Linked DNA regions of Homo sapiens: region 2 is linked to region 1. A link is an interaction called in ENCODE POLR2A ChIA-PET data of the cell type or tissue named here. Cell type or tissue: MCF 10A. All regions are shown on one strand. Region 1 overlaps TNS3 (tensin 3). Region 2 overlaps TNS3 (tensin 3).

Evidence for each region. ChIA-PET counts read pairs that join two places held together with the same protein. Peaks named below come from ENCODE experiments on the same cell type or tissue, not always from the same donor. Only the 100,000 strongest peaks of a DNase experiment are listed, where the experiment ranks them.
Region 2: POLR2A ChIA-PET joins it to region 1 with 5 read pairs; 1 of 35 experiments calls an interaction of 5 or more read pairs at or near these places.

Annotation. Positions count from the first base shown.
Region 1 is chr7:47,289,523-47,294,522 of GRCh38, reverse strand. It overlaps TNS3 (tensin 3), which reads left to right. Exons shown (of 31, transcript NM_022748.12): 25 at 695-790; 26 at 1,618-1,695; 27 at 2,491-2,568. Among named protein-coding and RNA genes, the nearest start is that of SNORD151, 170 kb to the left of the region's middle. RefSeq lists enhancers at 261-1,460, 2,684-3,043. In MCF 10A, no CTCF peak of the experiment used is centred here; a DNase peak (open chromatin) is centred at 2,852.
Region 2 is chr7:47,433,291-47,438,290 of GRCh38, reverse strand. TNS3 (tensin 3) reads left to right here. Exons shown (of 31, transcript NM_022748.12): 7 at 978-1,028; 8 at 2,887-3,009. Among named protein-coding and RNA genes, the nearest start is that of SNORD151, 29 kb to the left of the region's middle. In MCF 10A, a CTCF peak has its summit at 2,296; a DNase peak (open chromatin) is centred at 2,280.

The DNA.
Region 1 (5,000 bases):
TTGGACTCATTAGCATAGGGCAGTGACTTCTTGTTCTTTTGGTTGTGCTGTTTGTACTTTTCCACTCTCAGATAGTTTTGCCATTCAGTGGCTTTTTATGATGTGTTTTCTCTTTGGACTCATGGGCTGGCCTAAAGCAGATGCACTGTTTACTGTTAATAGCAATGTGGTAGAGTGCTGCTCCCGTGCAGCTGAGTGCTTGCTTTCTGGAAGGTTTTAAAGATCCAGGCTCCTGGTTAAATCCCACCCAGAAGACTGACCTCCTTCCAGCTCTTTTCAGTGATTCATTATAGGTATCATTTTGTGTCTGAGCCTTTCTCACCTCTCCTCTTTGGGAGAGGATTCAGCTGGAGATTCATGATCCTCTTTCTTAGCTGCAAGCTCATTCCCTTCGTTGGGGATTCTTGCACAATGTTTGAGGGCCTCTCCCAAGGGACCTCTCCAGCCCCCACACTGTCATTGCAAGGGTTCCCGCCCTGTATCTGGCCTAGCCTGTGCTCATCCAGCTGTCCTGCAGCCCGGCTACCATTCCTAGGACGAAGATGGTTCTTGGCAGCCTCTTTTGCAGTGACTGGACTCGTATTCAGAGAAGAGCCTTTTCAACTGTAGCTCCTGGCTTTTATGTTCTCTCTATTGAATTCTCCCATGCTCCCATTTTCAAAAAATTCTTCTTTCTTTAAATTTCTTGCCACAGCTGGAGATTTGGCCAATGAACTCGTCCGGCACTTTTTGATCGAGTGTACCCCGAAGGGAGTGCGGTTGAAAGGGTGCTCGAATGAACCATATTTCGGTGAGTTGCTTGAGAGGTTGCTGTCAATGTTCTGAACTCATGAGGCCTGGATTCCCTCTGCTCACCAACCTGAGATTTGGGACTATCACTCTTATGGTGGTTTACTCATATTTCAGTCCCCAGTTCTGAAATCCTGCTGATCTGCATTATTATCTTTAAGATAAACTAGATTTGAAGTTGTTCTTAAAAGCTCTGTCAAAACCAAACAAATGAAAAGCACCATATCAGACGTAGGAATTACAGACGTCAATAAGATTCTATCCTAGTTGGCAGGCAGGTAAGTCCTGAGAAGGTTGGAGCTCCAGCATGACCCTATCCCACAGCACAAGGAACAACATAGAGCTCCCAACAGAGCACCCTCCCTTCCCTGCAAATTGGGAGCCTTCCCTACCTCACGAGCTTGTTGGAAAGATGACTTGAGCAATCCACACAAAGCACAGTGCAGCCTTAGGCATCATTGTTATTAGAGCTTTGTTAAGAAGCATTGTGCAGGGGTAATATATATGGTTGAAGTTGGAGTTGGCTTGATGTCAACCCTCCTGATTCAAGATCCAACAAACTGTATGCTTTAGTCTTTATATAATTTGGTAATGATGTGTCTATGATAAGAATGATAAACAGTTCCATTTACTTACCTCTCAACTATCTTGTGGAACTTTATACTTCTTTGAAGTTTTACACAAAGCTGCACACTAATCTAACATACCAGTTGCTAAAAAGATAAGGGCTCAGCCTTTGCATCCGTTTCATTCCAGCTGATAAATTGGCTGAGCACACAACATCTACAGCAGTTGTTGACTCTTGTTTGCTGTCTGTCCACTTTGCAGGGAGCCTGACGGCCTTGGTGTGCCAGCATTCCATCACGCCCTTGGCCTTGCCGTGCAAGCTGCTTATCCCAGAGAGAGGTAAGGGGTCCTCAGTGCTAGTCAGGCTCTGTGTAGATTGTCTGCAGTCAAGGCCACCGGTTTTAGAGATCCATGAAGATCCACTGAGAAAAATAATAAGACTGGAAGTTTTTTCGTATTCTCTTGGTTGAACCCAAGAAAAGGCCAATGAGTTCATCCAAATTAAGGAGAGAAGAGGAGATTCTACTTCACTGACAGCTCCCAGATAGCTTTACATCATGGATTTTGATGAAAGATTTCTATAGAGCAAAGATTCTGTAGTTTAAAAATATAAAACCCTCAGACAAAGAAGGCTTCAGGGTCATTGACATTTAATTTTTACGTTTCTACGGAATGGGCAAAATGTTGATGTTGTTGAACTTAGATGATGGATGCACTGTTCTTTTTACTTTTATGTTTGTTAAACAATATCCATAATGAAATTAAATAACACCCACAGCATGTCAGGGCGATGTGACCGTATGTCCCACTTTCCTAAGCAGTCACAACTTCACATAAAAATGGTCTAACTTAATATATAGGTAAATGTGATTTACTTTTCAAAGTGTCATTGTTCATATGACTAATTCGGTGATTAGAAAAATATTTTGTTAGGCCTTGTCATCTCTACTTTTATTCAGAATGTGATCATGGTTTCTATGGGCCAAATTATTGTCCCAAAGAGAAACTCTTGACTCTGCAAAACCATTGCATGTCACCATCTGGGAATTCTGTCATCAAATTGTCTAACTTTGTCATGAGGATTCTTGGTCAGGAGCAGGACTCATTTCTGTATTTTCTTGCCCCTTCCTACAGATCCATTGGAGGAAATAGCAGAAAGTTCTCCCCAGACGGCAGCCAATTCAGCAGCTGAGCTGTTGAAGCAGGGGGCAGGTCAGTAAATGCAGCTCCATTTCTACATCTGGTGACTGGGGAGAAAAAGGACTCACTGACACAACTTCCTTTTGCACTTCAGTATTCAGGTTTCCTTTCTTTTCTGTGAGCCTTGAAGGAGGTTTCCTTTTATAGAAGCTTGCACAGAGCTGGGTGGGGTGCAGTTGTTGGGACATCAGCAAGGCCTTCATGGGCCGGTCTAACTCAAGCAAGACTAAATTCAGTGGAATAAATGTCAAGCCCTGGATTTAGTTTGGGGGAAAATATAGTAAGACAGGATGTGGGTGATCTGTCTCGGCAACTGTAAATGTAAAAATGTTCCAGAGACATGACTCAACAAGTCACTTGACATGAGTCAATGATTTGACCCACACTGCCAGCAACCCCAGTGAGACATACAACACCCAAGAACCAGCTCGCCAGACAGAGCAGGTCACTTAAAAAAATTATTCATAGAGTTTCTTTTTTAGAGCAGTGACAGATTCACAGCAAAATGGAGAAGAAGGTACAGAGATACACCATATACACGCATAGCCTCCCCGCTGTCAACATCCCCCAGCAAAGTGATGCACATGTTATGGTTGATGAACCTGCATTAACACAGCCTCGTCACCTGAGTCCCTAGTTTAGGGACTTGATATTTAGGTTCACCTTGATGTCATGCATTCTACAGGTTTGGACAAATGCATAATGACAGGTAATCACCGTTACAGTATCATAGTGAATAGTTTTATTGCCCTAAAAATCCTCTGTGCCTTTTCTGTTCGTTCTCCCTCCCCCACCAACCCCAAGCAACCACTCATATTTTTATTGTCTCCATATTTTCAACTTTTCCAGTATTGTCATATAGTTGAAACCATACAGTTCATAGCCTTTTGAGGTTGGCTCCTTTCACTTAGTCATATGCATTTAAGTTTCCTCCATGTGTTTTTATGGCTTGATAGCTCATTTTTTTTTAGCAGCAAATATTTCCTTGTCTGGGTGTATCAGTTTAGTAACCCATTCACCTACTAAAGGACATTGTGGGTGCTTTCAGGTTTTGGCAGTAATGAATAATGCTGCTCTAAACACCCATGTGCAGGTTTTTGAGTGGATATAAGTTTTCAACTCCTGTGCGTAGATACCAAGGAGCGCATTCCTGGATTGTATGGTAAGAGTGTGTTTGGTTTTATAAGGTACAGGCAAACTGTCTTCCAATGTGGCTGTCCCATTTTGCATTCCCACTAGCAATGAATGTGAGTTCTTGTTGCCCCACATCCTCTCCAGAATTTGGTGTTGCCAGTGTTCTGGAATGTGGCCTTTCTAATAGTAGCGTAGTGGTATCTCATTGTTTCTGATGACTTATGATGTGTAGCACCTTTTCATATGCTTATTTACCATCTGTATATCTTCTTTGGTGAGGTGTCCATAAAGGCCTTTGGCTTGTTTGTTTAATTGGGTTTTGTTTTCTTATTGTTAAATTTTGGGAATTCTTGGTGTATTTTAGACACTAGTCCTTTACCTGATAGGCCTTTTGAAAATATTTTCTTCCATTTCATGGCTTGCCTTTTCATTCTTCTACAGAGCAGAAGTTTTTAATTTTAATAAAATCCAGCTTATTGATTTCCTGTTTTATGGATTGTGACTTTGGTATTGTATCTTAAAAGTCACCACCAAACCCAAGGCCAGCTAGATTTTATAGTTTCAAATTTTACCTTTAAGTCTGTGATCCGTTTTAAGTTAATTTTTGTGAAGGAAGTAAGGTCTGTGTCTTGATTCATTTTTTATTTTTTTGCCTGCAGATGTACAGTTGCTTCTGTACCACCAGTTGAAAAATCTGTCTTTTCACAGTTGTATTCCCTTTGCTCTTTTGTCTAAGATCAGTTAACTATATTCATGTGGGTCTACTTTCGAGTTCTTTAATTGACCTATTTGTTCTTTCACCAATATCACATTTTCTTGATTGCTTTAGCTTTATAGTAATCCTGGAAGTCAAATAATGTCAGTCCTCCAACTTTGCTCTTCTCTTTCAATATTGTGTTTGCTATTTTTGATCTTTTGCCTTTCTGTATTAACTGTAGAATCACTTTGTTAATATCCACAAAATAAGTTGCTGGGATTTTTATTGAGATTGCATTGAATCTATAGATGAAATTAGGAAGAACTGACACCTTGGCAAAAGTTGAGTCCTGCTGTCCATGAATATGGAATATCTCTCCATTTATTTAGTTTTTTGTATCTTTCATCAAAGTTTAATAGTGTTCCTCATATAGATCTTGTCTATAGTTTGTTAGATTTATATGTAAGTAGTTTTTGGGAGGTGCTACTGTAAATGGTATTGTGTATTTAATTTCAAATTTTACTTGTTTATTGCTGGTCTGTAGGAAAGCAGTTGACCATTTGTACATTAACCTTGTATCCAGCATCTTTCTGTAATCGCTTACTAGTTCCAG
Region 2 (5,000 bases), 140 kb before region 1:
CAGGGCCAGAGCTCTCCCTGCAAAATGGCTATGGCAGGGATCTTTTTCTTGTGCAGGGTTAGAAATGAACTGTGGGTCACAAAGCAGCGCCCCCCCTTGTCATAAACAGGGCTTGCTGGGTGACCAGGACAAGCCCCCACCCTCCACTTTCCTCACATCTCTGACTCTGAAGTGAGAGGGACGTTTAGTTAATTTTTAAGGCTCCTTGCTGCTGGAACATTATTATTATTATTATTATTATTATTATTATTTTCATTTTGAACTACTTGAGTATTTAGCAAGGTTCCACAAATGGCTGTGATTTTTCAGTGAACTTAGGCCATGGCTTTTGGCCGGGCATGAACTCAGCCCTTTCCAGGCCTGGGGCCACCAGGCCATAGAGGAGGGACAGCCTTCCCCACCATGTACCACCTCTCTATCGGGTCAGTTTGTGTTGTCAGGAGCAAGACCGTGATATTTATTTTATATATATGTGTATATATATTTTATATTATATATTTTATACGTGTGTGTGTGTGTGTGTGTGTGTGTGTGTGTGTGTGTGTATCCTATATGTTGGGATATTTTGTAGCCATGAGAATTAAAAAAAAATAGTAACACAGTAAATCGCCTGGTTTAATACTAGTTGAAGAAGTAGAATATAGACTTTATGTGTAAGGGTTCTGTATGCCATCCTTATCTTATTTATTTTATTTGTTTTTTATTCTGTGACCACACAAGTCTGTATTTTTCAATCTTTTCTGATCCTCGGTACCTGGAAGGGAAACATCATGTAAAAATGCAATGTGTTTTCTGCTTTCATCTCTGATGTCAAGGATTTGTCTAAAAGCTTTTTTTCCCCCTGATTTGTGAGTGTGAAGATTTTAGATATTTTTTTAAAAAATTAGTATTAATTAAAATTAAATAAAAATTAAAGTATTAATTTTTAAAATATTAAAATCTATTTTATGCAAGGCAATTTTTCCTCTCTTTTATAGGTATTAAACCTTTCAGAAAAGAGATATGACCTTACGAAGCTTAACCCAAAGGTACAGAGTTCATCCCTTTATATTCTGCATTTTGTAAAATGTAAACAATGCTTATTTTGTGCAAAAATAATTTGCTACTAGTCTTTGTGGAATGTGACTTGATAAGGAGTATTAGGAATTGTTCATATCAATTATTTTAATTACTTTTTTTTCAGTTTGAAATAGTTAGAGATTCGTAGGAAGTTGTGAAAATAATACAGAGATCTCCTGTACTTCTCACCCAGTCTTTCCAGTGGGAGAATCTTACAACACTAATAGTGAAATATCTAGGTCAGGAAGTTGGCATTGGTATAGTCCACGGACCTCACTCACATTTCCCTGGTTTTGCGTACATGTGTGTTTCTCGGCATCGTGTGTATAGATGATAAATACTAATATATATGTATAGAACAAATCTATACACATGATGCTTCCTCCTCCCGCCTCCTGGGATCTTTCATATATACTGCATATATATATGCATGGAACAAATCTATAACAAATATATGTATAGAATAAATCTAAACTGCATCATGTGTATAGATTTGTTAAGCCACCACAAACAAGAGACAAAACATTTCCATCAGCATGGGGCTCTCTTCTGCTAGTATCTCTTTATGGTCATACTAATCCACTCCTTTCATGATAATTTTCATTTTTTAAAAAATTTTTAAAATTTTTTCAAATTTTACTTTAAGTTCTGGGATACAGGTGCAGAACGTGCAGGTTTGTTACATAGATACACATATGCCATGGTGATTTGCTGCACCTATCAACCTGTCATCTAGGTTTTAGGCCCCTCATGCATTAAGTATTTGTCCTAATGCTCTCATTCCCCTTGCCCCTCACCCTTCATGATCATTTTCAACAGCAAAGTTTGGGATAATTTTAAGACTGAGTCAACATAAGTTGTGGTACATATATGTATGTATATTCTATATGTTGAAATATTTTGCAGCCATTAGAGTAACAAAGCAGAAACATGATAAGTTGCCTATTTTAATACTAGTTAACAATAGTAGAGTATAGAATTTATGTATAATAGTATCTCAATTATGCTAAATGTATACAGAAAAGAGACTAAGGGATTCATGAAAACATTGCAGTGGTTATCTTTGAGTGGTGGCAGGGGTAGTGACTTTTCCTACTTCCTGGCAACTTTCTGAAATTTCCAACAGTCTTACACTATTTCTACGACTTTCATCATAAGATAGAGCTCCTTGTCCTCGTCCTACTGACAAAAGGAAATCAAAGGAAAAGCAACACCCCCGTGTGGCCACTGTGGGCCACTGTGGACTTGTGTGTGCCTCAGGACGCTCAGAGCTGCAGTTCTGCACCGAGTCACTGTGTCTTTAGCACATGGTGGTGATTTTCTTTGTCCAAGCACCAAACTTAATTAGAGTTTTGAAGGTGCTTCCTCCTTAAGTGCTGCCTTTCCAGGAGATTGTCTCTGAGGTGTTGTCCGCACGGTGTGGGAGATGGCTGGCTGCACTCTCCAAACTGGGATTTTAACCCGAGTGGGGAGATTTTGGCAGCAGCTTGGGCCTAGGACTCCTGTTTGTGATCTCACTGGACTGCAGCCCCGTCCACACAACCTGCACCATCAGCAACTCAAAGACCTTTCTAGAATTGTCACCCCAGCTGCAGAAGAGCAGATGAGCCCCTGGAAGAAGAGGCATCACATGGGCAGTATAATGCTTTATTTTTTCTTCCCAGTGAAGGAAGTTGATCCTCATGCTCACTGAGTTTTAGGAAAGGGTCACCCAGCATGTTCTTTACTCCCAAATGAAATGTACTGATGATGAAAGAAGTCATTGTGAGATGGCCTCAGAAGGTTTTAGGAAATGGAAACCGAGGAAGCTCCCCTTTCTTGTTGCAGATCATGGATGTGGGCTGGCCAGAGCTCCACGCACCGCCCCTGGATAAGATGTGTACCATATGCAAGGCGCAGGAGTCCTGGCTGAACAGCAACCTCCAGCATGTGGTCGTCATTCACTGCAGGGTGAGTGCGCCCCCTCTCACATTTGGGGGTCTGGCTGGGCTTCAGCCTTTGGAGTTGAGATGGAGACCAATGCTGCATCTGAGCACATTTCCGCTTTGAGCTGGTGCGATGTGCTCCTTATGGGTTTGTCTTTAGGTTTTCCTACTTGCTCTTAAAGAAGGAAACAGAGTTATCACACCTCCCCAAGTTTGGCTTTAGAATTTATAGGATTGTGGTCCCTGAATGTGTAGCTGGACATTTGAAACTGTTGACCCCAAATTGACCACGATTATGAGAGCAAATCGTTTCATTTTTATTAAATTTTATTTTTCATGGAAAGCCCTCCTTTTCAAAAGAGCTATGTATGCCCTTTTCAGATGGACTGTGTCAGACTTTCCATGCCATCTTGAGTTATGGTAATCAGTTGATGGACTAGATGATGGCATGATGCCATTGCAGTAAACGTGTTGTCCTTTCCACGTGGAGCCATTGCAGTGCAGACATGGCCTGTACATCTTCACAGAGTGGCCGGGACTGTCTGTCTGTCAGCCCCAGCAGGGTTGGTGGATGCCAGCAGCCCAGGTGCATAGCTGGTGGGCACTCCTCCTCCTGGCTGCATCGGGCTCCTTCCATGCTTCCTCCTCCCACCTCCTGGGATCTTTCCTCTTAATTCCCAGTTTTCTCAACTGCTTTGTACTGCTCCTCAAATGTGATTGTTGTTGAAAGGGGTTGGACTGAAAGCAAACTCACTGAGGGGTAAGTGTGTGAAGCTTAACCCTCCTGCCAGAAACTTACTATTAGAGAAAAGCTCTTATTCCAGTCACACCTTGAGTCAGGGAGGAATCCTTTGGGAAAGGATGTAGCCAGTGGGCTGGGGTCACTGTTCATTAATGGGCAGCTCCCTATTTTGTGTGTTTGACAAAGCATTCTTAGGACCATCAAAGTATCTAGGAAGTGTTGACGGTTCAAGATAGAAGTTTTTTTTTTTTTTTTCTTCCGGACTCTTTTACACTAAAAAACTGCACAGAAATCCATTGTATTATGGAATTTAGTTTGAAAGAAGCTTCCCTTTGAGTTATATTAGACTCTCAGTATATCTTTCCTGCAAAGGCACTAGGTAGGCTGGCTTGTGGATGGTGTTTACAGCTGTAAGGCATATGATGACCACTTGATGTGCAGAAAACTTCCATCGGGGCACACAGATGTTATTTGCTTCTCTCTAGTGTTGTCTCTTTCCTCACATCTAACTTGATCATATTTTCCCCCCAAATGGACAGGTACACCCATTAGGACCACCAAATCGTCCGTGATGACCTGATCTTTTCAAGTATTATTTTAGATTATGGATCCTTCACCCAAATTGTGTTTTGGTGCAAACTAAGAGAGAGAGAGAGAGAGAGAGAGAGAGAGAGAGAGAGATAGACAGACGGACTTTTAAATAAATATAATTCTTGTTAATTAAAACAACCTATGCTTTTCAGGCTTGGTGTGGTGATTTTGACACAGTGAGCCTGATATTGATGGATCATCATTGCCCAGGATCACGTAGCAAGCTGTTCTAAGCAGCATTCCTGAGCTGTGAGCCTGGGCCCAGCAGCAGCACCTGTGGAAAGTGCAGGTTCTAGGGCACACCCAGACCTGCTGCCTGCTGCATTGTCAGAAGTCTCTTGGAGTTGCTGGACTTGAAAAGTGCCATCCTTGGCCATTTATTCCATTTTAGTTGTTGTTCACTTCAATTTTTTAAATGAAATTGAAAGAAATGATGAGATTATTTAAAACATATGGGTCCTAGTGGGGACCACCTAGAGCTTTCTAAAATGCATCCTTTTGCTAAGCAACTTTCGGCTTTCTGGACAGCTCTTGTTAGTGGAATTCATGGGAACATGTTGAAACTTCTCAGAAGTGATTTGCTAATGGCTTGCCCTCTTCTGGTGCCATGTAAACCATTTTTGAAACGCTTAGAAATTGTGCCCTGAGAGATAAGCCCTCTTTTAATTTGAAATTGCTGATGT